Linked DNA regions of Homo sapiens: all the other regions are linked to region 1. Evidence: chromatin contacts called from ENCODE Hi-C data. All regions are on one chromosome and are shown on one strand. The core of a region is the stretch at or near the end of the contact, and the rest is flanking DNA. Distances in the headings are between cores, read along the strand shown. Region 1 holds the start of CHKA (choline kinase alpha). Region 2 holds the start of MRPL21 (mitochondrial ribosomal protein L21). Region 3 holds the start of CDK2AP2 (cyclin dependent kinase 2 associated protein 2).

Region 1 (4,246 bases), core at 857-3,356:
TCGCCCGGCGAGACAGAGTCTTGTTATGTTGGCCAGGCTGGTCTCAAACTCCTGGCTCAAGTGATCCTCCTGCCTTGGCCTCCCAAAGTGCTGGGATTACAGCCATAAGCCACCATGCCTGGCCTTGAGGCAACCTCTTCCTCCCACAGGGAACTGTGATCCCATAAAAATGTCTGAGGCTTTTCCTAACAAAAGCCAGCAGATGCCAGAAAGAGTTATTTCAAATTATAGAGGGCCACTCCTTACTTTAGTGTCCCTTCCTCCTGGCCAGATTTCTGGCATTCCTTTGAGATTACCAGACTGGTGCCAGGGGACAGTGGGACAAAGGGCTTGTCACCTGGGCAGGCCATTGGCATGGCCCCACCTCCCTGTGAGCCGGTATTTTTAGAGAAAGTCCTTGGCTCCTTTATCCAAACGGCCTCCCCAGATTGAAGCCCTTGGCTTCTCAGCCTTTCAAACATCCAGTGGCCGGCCTCCGTCCCAGGGGCCTTGGTCTCTCCTACCTCCCTGCAGGTCAACTTCCAGGCCTGTCGCCACAGCAGCCTTACAAAAGTCCCCTTTCATTTTTATCCTTAAATAAGACCATTTTGCGTGGAGCAAGTTCAGCCAAGTACACACTCTAAAAGATTTTTGCGGCCGGGCGCGGTGGCTCACTCCTGTAATCCCAGCACTTTGGGAGGCCGAGGCGGGCGGATCACGAGGTCAGGAGATCGAGACCATCCTGGCTAACACGATGAAACCCCGTCTCTACTAAAAATACAAAAAAAAAAAAAAAAAAAAAAAAAAAATTAGCCAGGCGTCGTGGCGGGCGTCTGTAGTCCTAGCTACTCGGGAGGCTGAGGCAGCAGAATGGCGTGAACCCGGGAGGCGGAGGTTGCAGTGAGCCGAGATCGTGCCACTGCACTCCAGCCTGGGCGACTGAGCAAGACTCCGTCTCAAAAAAAAAACCAAAAAACATTTTTGCTTCTGGAAGACTGTGAACTCCCCACATAGAAGCATTTCCTGTGTATCAGGCACTGGATTTCCTAAGCCCCTGGCAGCCCAGGAAACCTCCTGTTTCAGCTCATGTCCCATAAAATGGGATCCATAATTTTTATATGTATCAGCACCTCACTTCTAGGAAGGACGGGAGCAGTGAGGGACATGGGGCAGTGTGTGGCAAACGGTAGCAGGGGCCCTTGCCCCTCTACCCCGGCAAAGGTGCGTTAGTCACGGTCACAAGGCTGTTTCCTGCGGGGGATGGGGAGGCAGGGGCAGCGTCCACAACGCCAGTAGCCCCGTGGCACGCACCTTTGGCCTGTGCTCTGGGCAGTTGCGGCGGCCCCATGGCGGGGATGATGCCCCTCCCTCGACGGTCCCTGGGCCTCCAGCCCTGAACTTCTAGGCCCGAGCATCCTCAGTACCACGGACAGGGAAACTGAGGCTGCGGGAGGCGTGCAGAGGGCTGGGCCCCGGTAGCCGGCGTGCAGCCGGGCCCAGCCTGGCCCACCGTGTGGCCTCGAGCCCGTCACCTCTTCCCTCCTTCAGACCTCGGTTTCTTAGTAATTCTTCGGGCTCCGCGTTGGACAGGGCGAGACGCGCCTGTGGCAGCGCTGGGAAATGTTACAAAATCACACCCACTGAGCCCCAGGAGGAGGCTGCTCGCCCAAGGTCACGCGGAGAGGGCAGTAGCCTCCAGACACGTTTCCTGCCTGCCCCTGCCAGGCCCGGCCTCTGATGTCACGGGGCTTCCGAGGGGTCCAAGGAAACTTTCAGCTCCCAAAGCCAACCCCGGGGTCCTCCGAGGCTCAGGAGCCTCCCTCGCTCGGCCCAGTCCGGCTCCGTCCCACCGCGGAGGCGCTCTCCCGGCGCCCCCCGCGCCTCGCTCCCCTCTCCCCCTTCCCTGCGACCGCCGGGGCGCCCCCTCGACGCCCCGCCCCCTTCGCCCAGGCCCCGCTCACGGAGGCCGCAGCGCTCTGGGTTGGGGGCGGCGCCGCAGCCAATGGGGAGGCGGTGTGGCGAGGGCGGCGGCGGTTATGATGCGCCGGGCCGGCGGACGGCGGCCAATCAGTGGCGAGCGCGAGGGCGGGCTGTGACGCGGCCGGCGCTCCTCGTGCGGCGGCGGCAGAGGAGCGAGTGCAGCGGCCAGCAGCACATCCCCGCTCCACAGTCGCCGCAGTCGCCGCAGCCGCCGCCGCCGCCCCGCGCGCCCAACCGCCGCGGCCCCCTGCCCCGCCGGCCTGCCAGTGAGAGAGCGGCGAGGGGGCGCCCGGCCGGACTCTGAGCCTAGTCCTCTCGCGCTGCGGCCGCCCGCGCCTCCTCGGCCGCCTGTCGGGCATGAAAACCAAATTCTGCACCGGGGGCGAGGCGGAGCCCTCGCCGCTCGGGCTGCTGCTGAGCTGCGGTAGCGGCAGCGCGGCCCCGGCGCCCGGCGTGGGGCAGCAGCGCGACGCCGCCAGCGACCTCGAGTCCAAGCAGCTGGGCGGCCAACAGCCGCCGCTCGCGCTGCCCCCTCCGCCGCCGCTGCCGCTGCCGCTGCCGCTGCCCCAGCCCCCGCCGCCGCAGCCGCCCGCAGACGAGCAGCCGGAGCCCCGGACGCGGCGCAGGGCCTATCTGTGGTGCAAGGAGTTCCTGCCCGGCGCCTGGCGGGGCCTCCGCGAGGACGAGTTCCACATCAGTGTCATCAGGTCGGTGGCGCCGGGTCTGGGGGCCGCGGGACAGTCAGGTGACGCGGGGCGGGGCCGGGGCGGGGTCCGGGCAGGGGGCGTGGGCCGGGGGGGTCGGGGGCCGGGGGAGCCGGGGCCGGGGCGGAGGCCGGGGACCGGGGACCGCAGCCGGCGAAAGCCCTCCTTCTCCCAGCCCTGGGTAATCCAAGGGAAGCGGGTTCGCGGCCGCCGCAGGCCGTCCACAAACAGGCTTTTGTAAAAACGTCGGTTTCATGAGAAAACGGGTCTGTTCTAGGAGAACAATACCGTTCCATCACGAAGTGCGTGTGGTACTGACGCTTAAGATAGGTCTAGAAAGTCTCTGCGGTTTAGGGCCTTGAATGAAGGTGTTGTGGCTGGCTTTAAAAACACAAACCACTTTTTAACTTTTTTCTGTTAGTTTTTCGAGTTCGCGATTTGATGTCTTGTTCCCTCTCCAAGAGTCATTGTTAGTGGAGGAGTAGCATTTTCTCATCCCCTAAGAGACATCACTATAGCTGTGTTACTAGACAAAGGTGGGAGGCGTGGCTCCTAAAATAAGAGTAAGGTAGAAATGTTTTTTCCTTTTTTTTTTTTTTTTGAGACGGAGTTTCGCTCTTGGTCCCCAGGCTGGAGTGCAGTGGCGCGACCTCGGCTCACTGCAACCACGGCCTCCCGTGTTCAAGCGATTCTCCTTGCCTCAGCCTCCCGAGTAGCTGGGATTACAGACACACGCCACCACGCCCGGCTAATTTTGTATTTTTAGTAGAGACAAGGTTTCTCCATGTTCGTTAGGCTGATCTTGAACTCCCGACCTCAGGTGATCCACCCGCTTCGACCTCCCAAAATGTTGGGATTACAGGCATGAGCCACCGCGCTCGGCCATTTTTTCCTTTTTTTAAACTTGAAAATATTTAATCTTAAATTTGAATTACAGAAGTACGCGTGTAGGTATTCAGACTTAACAGAAGTCTGACCTTCTTTCACCACTCTGCTCCGAAGACATAACCATTCAACGTAGTGTGTGCATCCTTCTATTGAGACCTTTAAAGATGTGTTCCCGGGCCGGGCGCAGTGGCTCACGCCTGTAATCCCAGCACTTTGGGAGGCCAAGGTGGGCGGGTCACGAGGTCGGGAGATCGAGACCAGCCTGGCCAACATGGTGAAACCCCATATCTACTAAAAATACAAAAATTAGCTGGGCATGGTGGCGCACACCTGTAGTCCCAGCTACTTGGGAGGCTGAGGCAGGAGAATCGCTTGAACCTGGGAGGCGGCGGTTGCAGTGAGCCGAGATCACGCCACTGCACTCCAGCCTTTGACAGAGAGAGACTGTCTCAAAAAAACAAAAACAAAGAACGTGTTCCGTCATTTTCTGCCAATTTTCTTTTAATTGGCTGACAGGTTGTGTGCAGTATCTAGAAATTTGCTGGCTGGCTGCCACCAGTAATCCCCAAGTCCAGTTTTGGTCATTTGATTCCTTTTCTGTGCCCACTGTCTTTCACCAGAGCCGCTAATGCAGCAAAATTAACTCTTTGAGCTTCACTTCCTCTTTGTGCTTCAGCCCCTCTGACTGCTTATGA
Region 2 (4,246 bases), core at 802-3,301, 780 kb before region 1:
TGCCACAACCCTTCTCTCAGTTACCTGAGACAGATCTTTCAATCAGCATTCCCCTCTCTCCTCCCATCTGTCACTAAGTCCTATCAGGCCCCTCCCATTTCTACCTGGACTTCTCTGCCTCTCATCCTGGCTGCCACAGCCCCGGTTCAAATCCACATCACTGCTCACCTGGACTAAACAGAGCCTCTCAACTACCTTACCTCTGGCCTCTCCACGTCCAATCAAAAGCAGGAGACCCAAGAAATCCTCCTAAAATGCAAAGCTATTCGCCTCCCTCACCTGCTTAACCCCGCTGATGGCCCATCCTTCATACACAGAACAGAAGACTAGCTCCTTAGCCAGGCCCTTCCCAGGCTCGCCCTGCCAGTCTGCTCAGCATCCTCAGAAAGAGCCACTGCCATGGGGGCTGACTCTGTCCTTGGCACCACGCTGAGCACCTGACTGACAGGGGATCGTTTCATTCTCAGAGCAAGCCTGTGAGGTGGGAATCATCCCAGTTTTACAGATGAAGTAAGTAAGGCTCAGAGACAGAACCTGCAAAGTCACACAGCCATAAATGAAACAGCTGGGATTCTAAGAAACTCAACATAACTGCAAAAGCTCTCCATTGCCATGATCAAAAGCATCTCAGACAAATCCTACCCACATATGGCTGACTGCAAACTCTGGAAGCAGACTGCCTGACAGCAAATCGGGCTACACTGTGTCACCCCGGGGCAAGTTACTTAACCCCTCTCTGTCTCCATCTCCTTAGACGGAAAATGACAGTAACAGAAACCTACACTGCGGCCGGGCACGGTGGCTCACGCCTGTAATCCCAACACTTTGGGAGGCCAAGGCGGGCAGACCACGAGGTCAGGAGATCGAGACCATCCTGGCCAACATGGTGAAACCCTGTCTCTACTAAAAATACAAAAAATTAGCAGGACGTGGTGGCGCGCCTGTAGTCCCAGCCACTCAGGAGGCTGAGGCAGGAGAATCGCTTGAACCCGGGAGATGGAAGCTGCAGTAAGCCGAGATCGTGCCACTGCACTCCAGCCTGGGCGACAGAGAGAGACTCTGTCTAAAAAAAAAAAAAAGAAAAAGAAAAAAAAGAAACTTACACTGTAGGGTTGGCATGGGATGAGGTGTAAAAGAATTAACGCATGGAAAGTACGTAAGTGTTAGCTCTGATTGTTTTGGACAAGTAAATAGTCCCATTCGGAAACAAGCCCGGCTCTCACATGGCTCCCCACACCTCTCAGGACGGCTCCCCACCCTACTCCGCACCCACCAGCTTAACTCCAATTTTCCTTCAGGCACCACTCCCTCCTTGAAGCCACCATGACCCTCCCCAGGGAAGGGCCTTCCTCCTCCAGGCTCTTTCCCCGCGACACGCACGCAGCCGGCCCTGGACGCACTGGAGGGGAAGGGACTCTCTGCTTATGCCCAGCCCGCCGCTGGCCGGATCGGGGGCAGCCAGTGCACCTGACTCATGCTGCCGGGGCCTGACTGAGAATGGGCGCAAACCATGTTTACTGAATGAATAAGGGAAAGGGCTGCTAACTCGCTGCGGGTGGAACTGGGGTCGGGGCCAGGGCCCAGGAGTGTAAGCTTAGTGGGGGGTCTCGGGTCGGGAAATCAAAGTGCTTCTTAAGGGTCCCCAAACGGAACGCGCTGCCCAGGAAGTGATGAGACTGACAACTCGGGAGGTGGCCAAGCAGGGGACGGACGATCCCTGCCCCTGACTCGAAGGGTCGGAGACGAAATTCCCGCCCCAGACTATGAGGCCGAGCCCCTCGGAGACTCTGCCCGGGACACGGCGGGACCGACCGCGAGGGAGCGGCGCCGGCGGCCTCCCGTACCTGCGCTCCTCCACCTCCGCGTCTCTCTCAAGCTCCAGCAGGTCCAGTTGCTTGGTCACGAAGCTCTCCACAGCTGCCGAGGCCATCGCCGCCGCCGGCCTGGGCCCCTAGAAGCCGACGTCCCGCTTCTGCGCCGGGCCGGTGTTACAGCGGACCGGTGTTCCCCGCCGGGCCCGTGCGTTACGCACGCGGTTCGCGTCGTTTCCGTTTCCGGCCGAGGCTGCGGCCATGGCAGCATCTTCCCTGACGGTCACCTTAGGGCGGCTGGCGTCCGCGTGCAGCCACAGCATCCTGAGACCTTCGGGGCCCGGAGCAGGTGAGACCTGGGATATGGGAGGAAGGGAGGACGCAGAGCGAGCGCTGCTCCCTGCGGTCTCGCCACGTATGTGCCTGGGTCCGACCTGGTGCCTTGTGTGTTGATCGCATTTGTGGTGAATATAGCACGGGTTTTGGAGTCGGGGGAACCCAGGTTCAGATTTTGATTCCTTCAGTTAGTAGCCTGAATACTGACAATAGCCCTTGAACTTTGGTATAGGCCCTATGTTATGGGGGAGAAGAGTGAGGCTCAGAGGAGCTAGGTAACGTGCCCAGGGTCACACAGCGGGGAAGTGGAAGAAGAGTACTTCAGGCGCAGTCATTTCGGCTCCAAAGCCTGTGCTTGAACCACTGCCCCCAGGCTGCGAGCTGGTCTGAAAAATGGTGATGGATATCCTCGCCTAATCTGAACTCATTCTGCAAAAGAAACAGCCGTATTTAAGGCGCTGGGCTGATACGAGGCTCCAAAAAGGTTATGTCCGTTAAAAACTCTATAAATCTCTGCTTGAAAATGGTTGGAGTGTGTATTTGTGTGCATGAGTGTTTATGTATGTTTTAAACCTGGGTTTCATGTCTCACCATGACCCCCAAAAATGGAAAACTGGATCTAACTCTATATTGGACGATATTAAAAGAATAGTACCATAATTCCCAAAACTTGGAAGCAACCCAGATGTCCTTCAGGAGATGAATGGTTACATAAACTGTAGGACATCCATACAGTAGAATATTATGCAGCAATAAAAAGAAATGAGTCATGAAGAGACATGGAGGAAACTTACATACATGTTACTAAGTAAAAGAAGCCAACCTGAAAAGGGGACATCTTGTATGTTTCCCACTATGACATTCTGGAAAAGGCAAATCTAAGGAGACAGTAAAAAGTTACATGGGGGGTAAGAGGATTGGGGGAGAAAAGGATAAATAGGTGGAGCTCAGAGGATTTTTAGGGCAGTGAAACTATTCTGTATGATATAATGGTAGATACATGTCATTATAAGTTTGTCCAAATCCATAGAATGTACACTACCAAGGGTGAACCCCTAATGTAGACTATGGACTTTGGATAACAATGATGTGTCAATGTAGGTTCATCAATTGTAAAGATTGTACCACTCTGGTGAGGGATGTTGATAGGAAGCTGTGGGCACATGGACAGGGGACATATGGGAACTCTCTGTACCTTCCACTCAATTTTGGTGTGAAACTAAAACTGTGCTAAAAAATAAAGTCTATTAAGAAATTAATAATAATCACAGAGTTGGGCCAGAGGCAATGTAGATGCCAAAATTGGCCATGAGTTGGTAACTGTTGAACCTGGAAAGGGATAATTGAGAGAGTTCACTATTCTGTTCTCTTTACTTTTGTATGCTTGACATTTTCCATAATAAAACTTAGGTTTAAGTAGGCAGGAAAGTTTTTACAAAAGCAGTGGGACTTACTCCATTCTACCTACCTACATGAAACCACCCCTCCAATGCTATGTTCAAGTACAGACTCACGCATTAGGAGAGAAAGACACACAGTGAAGCGAGTAGAGACAAGGTGACCAAAACAGTGAGCAGCTGGGGCCTTGAAGAGTGAGCAAAGGAGACGTGATGGAAGTACACAGTCACAGTCTCTAGGACTACCTAAAGGAAATCCTGTGGGAGAGGAAGGAGACTGTTTGTTCCCTGGGGACCCAAAAACAAAGCTAGAAGCAAATTAGGTACAGAAGCCTGCTAAGTTTTTAATAGTGGGATGGATTTGCCAATGGGTTGACTGAGTAGTGTGCGAGAGAAGAGTCAAAACTGATGGAGGTTTGGGGCCTGAGCAACTGGGAGGATGAAGTTGCCCTCATGTGAGAGGGAGGAGTGTGGGAGAAGCAGGCATGGGAAGAAATGAGGAGCCTCTGGAGGTGTGAGGTGCTCGTCAGACACGAGTGGCTAAGGCAGATAGATAGGTGGGTATGCAAAACCAGGAGAGAAGCCCTGGCTGGAGGTGTAAACTTGGGAGTCACCAGCACATTGGGGGTGTTTAAATCCATCGGACTGGATGCAGTCACCAGAGGAATGGCCATGGGCGGAGAGGAGGTCAAGGCCAAGGGT
Region 3 (4,246 bases), core at 916-3,415, 610 kb after region 1:
ACATGATTAAATGGACATTATGCCTTTTCCTTTCTATTTAAGATTTTGTAAAAGTGAATTAATTACAAGGAAATGTTAAATAGATGGCAAAACTGATGGAGTTTTCCTAATGGCTGGAGTTAGGGAAGCACTGGACTCCGTGGTCAACTCAGCTTCCTTACATCCACGTCACCTAAGGTCCCCTTCCTGACCCTGTGGTTATTTCCACGGCTCCACCTCCACTTCCCAGTGAACTCTCCAGCAGAAAAAAAAAAGGAAAAAAAAAAAAGGCTGGTTCTCAAACACATGTTGTGCTCTCCCATTTCCCAAGATTTTGCACATGACAGTCCCTCTACCTGGAGTGTCCCCTCGGTCTCCGCTTCCACCCCCACCTACTCAAATGCCACCTAGTCTGTAGAGATTTCTGTGATGCCACCCGGCAGGCCCTTCCTCTAAGTTCCAATGCATCCTGTCCCGTTATCCCTTGTGGCCATTGACTTACTGCAATGTAAAGAAGACGTTGCTTCCCTGTCTCAGAGTATAAGGCCTCCTTGAGTACAGAGGCCATGGCCTGTTCATTTCTGTAACCTCAGCGTTCAGCACAAGGCATGGGACGGAGGAGGGAGTCAGAACATGGTTTTTGTGTGTTTTTTTTGGGGGGGGGGTTTGAGACCGAGTCTTGCCCTGTCGCTCAGGCTGGAGTGCAATGGCACGATCTCGGCTCACTGCAACCTCTGTTCAAACGATTCTCCTGCCTCAGCCTCCCAAGTAGCTGGGATTACAGGCGCCCGCCACCACACCGCTAATTTTTGTATTTTTAGTAGAGATGGGGGTTTCACCATGTTGGCCAGGCTAGTCTCGAACTCCTGACCTCGTGATCCGCCCGCCTCGGCCTCCCAAAGTGCTGGGATTACAGGCGTGAGCCACCGCGCTCAGCCAGAACATGCTTGTTGGATGAATGAATGAATGAATGAATGAATGACTGTCCTAGAGATGAAGATCTACAAAGCTGGGAGCATGAAGATACACAAGGCCAGAGAAGTTTGAGTTTGGAGAAGGAGCCTGGGAGAAAGGGTTAGGGAGTGGAGGAGGGTCTGAGGTCTAACTCTGTGGGGAGTGAGACTTGAGGGGAGGGGTCTGAGTGGTGGAGTGGAAAGGTATGGGGGCCCTGTGGGACAGGAAGGCGGAGAATGAAACAACAAGCACTTTATGACTATTCATTTAATCCACACAACCCAATGAGATCGTCATTTTCCCCATTTTACGGATGGGGAAACTGAGGCATACTGAGGTGAGAAACTTGCCTGGGGGAAATCGCTAGTGGGGGTGGTGCTGAGATTTGAACCCAGACGGTTGGCTCCAGTCGGTGCTCTTGACCAGTTTGGTCCGGGGCCCGGCACGCAAGTAATCCCGAAGGTTTGCCCTACGGCCATTGTCACTAACTTAGGCAGCAGCGCGGGGCCTTGGGGGTGCGGGTAAAGGGGTCTTTGAGGTCGCCCTTAGACCTGAGGACGAGCCAAGCCGCAGGAAGAACGGTACGTGGCGGCATCCATGAGGGGCCTGTTGCCATGGGAACAAACGCAGGCCTCGGGCGGGCGCATGCGCAGATCGGGGAGCGGGTGTTGAACCGGTGAAAGGTGACGTAAAAGCGCACGGGGTGGGGCGCAGGGCTCGGGACGTCAAAGCCCTGCGTCCTTCGGCCCCCAGAGCGGAGAAGCGCGCAAGGCACCGGTGGCAGCGGCGACGGCAGCTGCGACAGCAACCCCTGCTGGGCCGAAACTGGGCAGAGCGGAGCAGACGTCTGAAGCAGCGCGAGTGAGGCGCGAGGGTAGCGCCCGCGCCCGGGAAGACCCCTCGGCGCGAACCGGCAGCCCAGCCCCGGGTCCCGGTTCCCAAGGCCCCGCCTCTAGGGCCTGGGGACTAATCGGATTGAGAGCGCGCCGGCCCGGGCCGCGAACTCGCCAATTGCGGAGGGCGGTGGCCACCGCCCAATCCGGAGCAGACAGGTGCGAGGTCCGGAAGGCGGAGGCCAATCGGCGGCGGTTGCGACCTGCTGGGGCAGGTCTCGGCCAATAAGGAGGCTCGAGTGACATCTTCGCGCACCAATCGGGAGTGAGGGAGCATTCGTGCCCGCTCGCCCTTCCGGCCAGACCTCTATTTACCAGGGGCGTGCAGCCCGCTTGCCAATCAGAGCGCGGCTGAGCGGCCCCGCAGCCAACCCCCGAGGAGCGGCCGGCTGGCGTCCGCCGCGCCCAGGAGTTGGGGATGTCCTACAAACCCATCGCCCCTGCTCCCAGCAGCACCCCTGGCTCCAGCACCCCTGGGCCGGGCACCCCGGTCCCTACAGGTGAGGATCCAGCTCCACCCCTGCTCGCCTGCCGGGCGGTCGAGGTCTCGAAGAGAAGACGGCCTGAGTTCTGCAATACTGGGCCTGCCGCCTACCCTCGCTGAGCCTCAGTTTGCTGGCCTGTGAAGTGGGCGTGGTCACGTAAGGGCTTGTAGGTGGAGCGCAGTGGGAGGGATTTGTCCCTGAAGTTGATCAGCATGGAATGAAGCATCCTTTGGAGGGAATCGGGCGAACCCGGTCCTGGGCTTGGAAAAGCTGGGAGGCGGCGTCCCTGCCCCGCGCTGACCTCTTACTCGCGCCTGTTGCTGCAGGAAGCGTCCCGTCGCCGTCGGGCTCAGTGCCAGGAGCCGGCGCTCCTTTCAGACCGCTGTTTAACGACTTTGGACCGCCTTCCATGGGCTACGTGCAGGTGAGTGGGGCCAAAGCCTTGCTTATGGATGCGGACTGGAGTCCCCCTCCCCGCCAGGTGCCTGAGCTCACTGCCCTGTTCTCTTTTGACATAGGCGATGAAGCCACCCGGCGCCCAGGGCTCCCAGAGCACCTACACGGACCTGCTGTCAGTCATAGAGGAGATGGGCAAAGAGATCCGGCCTACCTATGCTGGCAGCAAGAGCGCCATGGAGCGCCTGAAGAGAGGTAAGTGAGGCCAGGCCGCCCTGCTCAGGAAACCGACACTGGACTATCCTTCATGAGGGAAGGAAGGACATCTGGAGGCCACCTGAGCCAAGCCTAGAGGATGTCCAGTATTACTACCAGAGAGGTGTTTTGAATCGAATTGAAATTGAGTCCATTTCCAGGGAAGAGCATGGGAATTTGTATTTCAACAGGGCAACCTTGAGGATTAACCAAACCTCTAATTTCATCTAGCCGTCATTAGATTTGAATTTCTTTTGCCGAAAGTGGAAAGGGAGTGGGGAGGCAGGGGTCCTCCTCTGGAGGGCAGTGGGTGGGGCTGTGGAGGGTTGCTGAGACCCCACCCCACCCCCAGGTATCATCCATGCCCGGGCCCTAGTCAGAGAGTGCCTGGCAGAGACAGAGCGGAACGCCCGCACGTAACAGGAAGCGCCTCGGCCTCAGCGTCTGGACCTATCCGGCCACTGCAGAGCACCCGCTTCTCCCTGGCCTTCATCCCGAGTTGCACTAACCATCCTGGGCTTCCTGTCCTGTGTCCCTTGGTGGGTCCCCTCCAGGAACCAAGGAGTGGCCCTCCAGGTGGCAGCACTAAGGACACCCCCCCACAACAAGAGTTAGCAGCGAGGTCCCCATGAGTCCCACCCATGACCTGCCGACAGTGTTGCCCACCGGAACTTTTGTGGCCCCTACCGCTCAGCCCTTCCCAGCACTTCTCCCACTTTGTCCCGAGCCTCCTTCTCCCCCAGCAGGGGCACAGGCCTGGCACCTCCCTGCCTTGTGTCCTGAGCCATAGTGACTCTTTTATCTGTGTGTCTTTTGCTAAATATGCCCTTTTTATATTAATAAAAGATGATTTGGAGTTGTGCTCTCAGCTCTGAGCCTTTCTGGGTCTGGTTCTTCAGCTAAGCCTGGGTGGGCCAGGCAGAGACAGGGGAAGAGGAGACTATGGATGGGGAGGGTGTGATTAAATGAGGTTTGACTTGCCTCTGTAGGCCATCAGCCTTTGGTGGGACCTGGGCCCTCTCCGCCCCAGCCGTGGCGCTGAGAGCCCTGGGCCTTCCTGTGGTGCCACCAGGGGGCAGCACAGGGCCTGGCTGCTTCCACAGCCCTTGGCGCTGTGGGCAGCCTGGGCCTGGAGGGCGCTTCCTCTGGATTGGCGGTGATGCCTGGCAGCATGGAAATGCCAGTTCACGTAAGCCACTCCCTCACACGCCCTAATGCCCTGACAACACCCCAGCCTCTGAATCAGCCCTGAAGGTCTCTGACTTCTCAGAGAGAAAGGGCACT

The links. Hi-C counts contacts between places; a loop is a spot of excess contacts on that map. Pooled maps may share reads with other maps.
Region 2: a pooled map shows a loop between it and region 1 (6-fold over the local background). The contact joins the promoter of MRPL21 here to the promoter of CHKA in region 1. A Hi-C loop is called at or near these places in 5 of 50 pooled maps.
Region 3: a loop to region 1 is called in a map with no recorded cell type, with 19 times the contacts of the local background. The contact joins the promoter of CDK2AP2 here to the promoter of CHKA in region 1. A Hi-C loop is called at or near these places in 2 of 37 single-sample maps with no recorded cell type and 9 of 50 pooled maps.

What each region holds. Positions count from the first base shown.
Region 1 is chr11:68,119,248-68,123,493 of GRCh38, reverse strand. It overlaps CHKA (choline kinase alpha), which reads left to right and starts at 2,106. Exons shown (of 12, transcript NM_001277.3): 1 at 2,106-2,666. The coding sequence starts at 2,317. CHKA-DT (CHKA divergent transcript) reads right to left here and starts at 1,606. Exons shown (of 4, transcript NR_183630.1): 1 at 1,291-1,606. RefSeq lists silencers at 1,252-1,351, 1,702-2,131, 2,702-2,831 and enhancers at 601-1,367, 1,368-2,133, 2,982-3,111, 3,252-3,381, 3,807-4,246.
Region 2 is chr11:68,901,637-68,905,882 of GRCh38, reverse strand. MRPL21 (mitochondrial ribosomal protein L21) reads left to right here and starts at 2,051. Exons shown (of 7, transcript NM_181514.2): 1 at 2,051-2,160. The coding sequence starts at 2,073. IGHMBP2 (immunoglobulin mu DNA binding protein 2) reads right to left here and starts at 1,992. Exons shown (of 15, transcript NM_002180.3): 1 at 1,845-1,992. The coding sequence starts at 1,930. RefSeq lists enhancers at 1,510-1,569, 1,900-2,019, 1,451-2,178.
Region 3 is chr11:67,506,081-67,510,326 of GRCh38, reverse strand. CDK2AP2 (cyclin dependent kinase 2 associated protein 2) reads left to right here and starts at 2,165. Exons shown (of 4, transcript NM_005851.5): 1 at 2,165-2,326; 2 at 2,638-2,735; 3 at 2,830-2,962; 4 at 3,315-3,830. The coding sequence starts at 2,245. The coding sequence ends at 3,382. It also overlaps a transcript of PITPNM1 not described here. RefSeq lists silencers at 1,633-1,882, 2,193-2,292.